Linked DNA regions of Mus musculus: region 1 is linked to region 2. A link is a loop called in an ENCODE intact Hi-C map of the cell type or tissue named here. Cell type or tissue: heart. All regions are shown on one strand.

Region 1 (2,500 bases), 440 kb before region 2:
AGCAAGTCGAAAAAAAAACCTAACCACCCTAGGCAATTATAGCAATCTTCCTAGCTGAGAGAGACTTCCTGTGTTGGTCTTTCTTTTAGTCTTATGCCAATGAATTGCATCCAATTCAGCACCAAACTAACTTATTACCTACCGAGAGTAAGCCTGTGTATGACTATGGTATCCGGATGAATGAAACTATCATCTCCCCAGGAATTTCGCAGCCTAAAACATCTGCATTCTGATAGTCAATTGCATGCATTAAACACCTTTGAAATTAAGGGAATCGACAATCACATCAAAACAGGGAGAAACTGTGAAGCAAATGTCTCACAGCTACTCCAGTTTAAATGTGCATCTTGAGGTGAGATAAAAATGACTAAAATTTATTATAGAAATATACAGAACTGACAAACATGAAAGAGAATTAAAGTCTGTCCGTTCTAAAATTGTTTCTGTTGACTTCCAACTTCCTCGATGTTGAATAAGTAATATTCAAATGGCAGATTGCAGCTGGGTAAGTTAAATTCATCTGAAGGCATCTGAGACTATTTTTTTAGTACAGACTATGTATGTATGTGTGTATGCACGCACATGTATGTATATGCAGGAAAATATGTGTGCGGCGTACATGTGCATGTGTACACATAGAGGCCAGAAGACAACCTCAGGTATCCTTCCTCAGGTGTTGTCCCTCTTTTATTTTTAATTTTTGGGGACAGGTCTAGGGTGAGCCACCAAATGAAACAACTTAGAGCTGACCTTTGGAAACGCTCAGGTGACGGGACTCCATAAGGAACTTGGCTCTACTGCCCCAACCCTTCAGGAGCTGACCACTGGTTAAGGGGCAAGAGAATGTCAGTTACCCACTGGCATTCATTTCTGGACCTGGAGAAATATTCCTCTAACAGTTTCTAATATCTGATTCAATATAGAACTACATAGCTAATTTAATGTTGTTGAATTAGAGATAGATTTTTATTCTATCTATATCAAATTTTGTCATTTTAAAACTCAAGAGGTTTTTCTTTAAAAAAAAAAAAAACCATTCAAATACCGTCACTAGCTCAAATCGATTAGACTAAACTGGATGGCACATTCATTATTTACCTATGTGATTGGCCAGATTCAAGAAATGTAACAAGTGTCGGGAACACAAAGACATTTTGCTGGAGAACAAGAATTTCTTCTCTTGATCCTGAGTTCACCGGTTCGGCCCAGTCTTAGATGAAGACAGTAAGGACAGCATCCCCAGGACCCTTGACAATCAGAGATGCCTGGCTGCAGGAGGCTCGCTGTAGTTTCCGGGACGCCCCATAGAGGGCGGGCCTGCAAAGGCGACGCTCCGGTGCGCGTTCCACTGAAGGCTCCCAGGCGCGCTCCCGAGCTCACGTGACCGGGTCTCGGGGTCGCGCCTGAGCGCCATGGCTGTAGCCCAGGCAGACCCGGGTTCTGACCCCGCTGGCGGCGCCCGGTTCTTCTGCACCGCGGGCCGCGGCCTGGAGCCGTTCTTGATGCGGGAGGTGCGCGCGCGGCTGGAAGCCACGCAGGTGAGTCGGGCTCACCGTGCTCGGGGGGAGCCACGCTCGCCCCGGGTCCCCTCTTGGCACCAGCGTGGGGCTCAGGCCCGGGAAGGACTTGTGAGCACCCCATCCTTGGCGTGCAGTGGGCCCCATCCGGGACCTTTGATGACTGCTGAGAGCAACCGGCTGCTCTGGTGGTTTCGTTCTTTATCCAGTATGGTCACTGTATATCTGTCACAGCCAAAGTTTTAAACAGAGGGGTGCGGAAGCCACTTTTGTCTGGGATTCCTTAAAAAGAAACTATGACATGGCAATAGCTAGAGTTAGAATCCTTCCTTTATACCTTAAATGCAGATATACTTCCCGGGCTTACTTGTTTGAGTCTTGTTACTTGACAAGCTTGGGTTTTACATTGTAGGAGGACTGTGAGACATGCCCAGTACACCCACAACACACGTGGTAAACAGAAGCTAGAACAAGAACTCTCCCCTGCTACCCGTGCGTTTCAATGAGTGACTAGTGAACAAATTCCAAACGTACCAGGATGTGCAAACTGAGTTCTTGAAAACACAGGGAAAGGATGTAATAGGATAGGTCGGGACTTTTGTGTGTGACATGTTCTTGGAAAGGGGAAGCTTGCTAAAACCAAACTAGCTGTTCGCCTCTGGGGAGCAGTGTTCGAAGCCCACAAAAGGAGTCTCTGCCACGGTGAGGATCCAGATGGAGATGGTGGAGATGCAGATGGAGATGATAGAGGTGCAGGTGCAGTGGGGAGAGTTGCCAAGACTAGCATTTAATCTAAATAAATTTAATCTAAATTAAATATCTAAATAATAACCTCCGCATTCATCAAGGATTTAAAGTTTGTTGGGTTTTTTTGTTTGTTTGTTTTGGTTTTAATTGTGTGTGTTCTCATACTAGTGAAAGCGTGAACCATCAGCTCATCTCCCTGGAGCTGGAGTAACTGGTGATTGTGGGCTGCCCTGCGT
Region 2 (2,500 bases):
CATGTGATATGAGCACAGATGCAGCACTTCTCTTACTGTATAATAAGTCTCCTTTATTCTTCAGCGAGGCAGCACTGGACTAAAACTCAGGATTTCCTGCTTTCTCTATAGGTGAAGGTTGGCAGATTCCATTAATGGGTTTCTGCCTAGTTCGTATCCCACAGGAACCTTTGGATTAGATTTGTTGCATGGCCTTTGCTTTCCATAACAAAACCCAACTAACACCTTTTCTTTTGAATTCTGGTATCTCTGGGACTGGTTCTTCTGACCTTCTGTTATTTTTTTAACCAAAGCAGTTATTTTTAAAAGGAAGCTAAACTGCGTCTGGTTTTCTCTGTAGTGTAGAGCATAGTTGTAAGGATAACTAACTGTCCCTGGATAGGAGTAAAGCATGAGTCAGTCAGACCACGGCTCCCATGGCAGCCAACTGCAGAGGCAGAAATGAGTAGCCACTGTGAACTATCTAGTACCCATGGGGCTTAGTGGGCACTTACTGTTTTTACGTGTAAGTAGCTACTTAGTAATTGTCAATTATGCTAGGAAGTAGATAAACTGTTGTTTAATTTTAGAGAAATACCGAGCTTCTTGCTTTTACATACAGTCAGGGAAGTGCATACACAAGTTGTTTTGAGTCAGCCTGGCCGCTGTGTGAGCCTAGTAGCTTGCCGCATGGCTCCCTTTGCTAATTTAGATGTGCTGCGTGCTTGACGGTGGCTTCAGACTTTCCCACCTCAGTTTCCCTCCTTGTCACTGAAATCTGTGTTCATACATTGTGCCAATTTAGAAATTTTCATGAGATTTTTTCCATCATTTCAATATAGTCATTCAGTTCTATTACCAAAAACCCCTTCCCAGCCAAGTGCAAGTGGGTGTGAGAAGGTGGCTCTGTTCTTGTGTAGCCTGGAGCCACTTGTTCTCCAGCGCTCTCTGCTGTGGGAGTGCAATGGCTCACTCAGCAGACTGAGCTGCATCTCATCTTCTCAGTTGTCAAGCCACAAAAGTCGGCCACGTGTCCTCTATGCAACTTTACAGGCTCTATAACTTGTTAGCAAAATACCTTCATTCATAGAAAGACATGAGAAAGCAATGCCGATGCAGGGCTTCCTGTAGGACTCTCACTGCAGAAGCAGAGTGTGGGAGATGGGGTGTGGCTCCCCCTGCTGTGCACAGAGCCACAGTGCATCCCCAGTACCACACCCACACAAAACCCAAAAATGTGCTGTTACCCCAGCACTCAGAGAGTGGAGGCAGGTGGATCACAATCCAAGGCCATCTTCAGCTACACAGCAAGTCTGAGGCCAGCTTGGGCCAGAGAAAATATCACACACACACACACACACACACACACACACACAAAGCCAAATGCCATGTGGATCCCGTTGGTTCTGGTAACAGGAAGTAAAACTATATGTAAACTCTCTTCCTAATTAGTTTCAAATATTAATGCCTAAAAAAAGCTGTCACATGCTTAGGAAATGTAGTTTTTACTTGTTTGTTTATGAAAGGCTTGTTCACTATATAGCCCAGGCTAATGACATGATCAGAGGCTAATGACATGATCAGAGGCGTTTGCTGCCACTGCTGGCTTATCTTCTGAGAGGATACAAAAGCCCACCATCCCCCAGAGACTGTGTTAACTTGGGAAAGCCACACACTTCTCAAATCTTGGGCCCCTTTGTACCATCACCATGCTAAGGCCTTCTTGTTGCTGGTATAGTATTTTAGGATGGAAAAGTAAACAAAAGGGTTTCCAAATATATTTATTTATTTATTTATTTATTTATAAATAGTGATACATCTTCATCTTTAATAAAGTACATGTTTTATACAGTTTTTTAAAAAGTCTTGCCCTAGCCGAGCACTGGTGGTGCATACCTTTAATCCCAGCACTCGGGAGGCAGAGGCAGGTAGATTTCTGAGTTCAAGGCCAGCCTGGTCAGTGAGTTCCAGGACAGCCAGGGCTACACAGAGAAACCCTGTCTCGAAAAACAAAACAAAACAACAAAAAAAGTATTGCTCTAAGGGACCAGCTCAAATGTCTCCTCTCTCTGACACAGTACCCATGTCTGTGTCACTCCAGTTACACCCGTGCAGTCTAGCAAACTGCTGGGGCAATAACAGGCAGTATTCTTATGGAAAGAGCTACTTTTTCCTCTGAGAAAATAATAATAGTAAGGAGGTGGCATTGTTTTCTTTTTTCATATTTTCTTTACTTTCTGCAAGATGGCTGGATTTTCATGTCTGCTACTTCATTTAATCTGTTATGTCATATAGCATATAGTTTCTAGAAAACCATGGGAGAAATGAGAGTAGAAAAAGTTATGTATTCTGCAAACAGTAGGGCCTAGCAGGCCCTCCCGTAGGCGACAGGCTTCTCCCACTGTAATTTGGGCGAGCGCTTCCCGGAGGTGTCCTTAAGAATGCAGGGGAGCAGTGCTTGGTGTGCCCAGGCCTCTCAAGTGCTTTCCACAGCCACCTGTCACTGCGGGCACTTCCCCTA

The links. Hi-C counts contacts between places; a loop is a spot of excess contacts. Peaks named below come from ENCODE experiments on the same cell type or tissue, not always from the same donor. Only the 100,000 strongest peaks of a DNase experiment are listed, where the experiment ranks them.
Region 1: a loop joins it to region 2, with 4 times the contacts of the local background. A loop is called at or near these places in 3 of 42 quality-filtered maps.

The regions. Positions count from the first base shown.
Region 1 is chr17:81,063,973-81,066,472 of GRCm38, reverse strand. Thumpd2 (THUMP domain containing 2) reads left to right here and starts at 1,388. Exons shown (of 10, transcript NM_028138.1): 1 at 1,388-1,538. The coding sequence starts at 1,413. In heart, no CTCF peak of the experiment used is centred here; a DNase peak (open chromatin) is centred at 1,382; H3K4me3 peaks cover 1,176 bases; H3K27ac peaks cover 1,040 bases.
Region 2 is chr17:80,619,788-80,622,287 of GRCm38, reverse strand. All of the region lies in intron 16 of Map4k3 (mitogen-activated protein kinase kinase kinase kinase 3), which reads left to right. Among named protein-coding and RNA genes, the nearest start is that of Cdkl4, 44 kb to the right of the region's middle. In heart, a CTCF peak has its summit at 1,156 (motif pointing left); no DNase peak of the experiment used is centred here.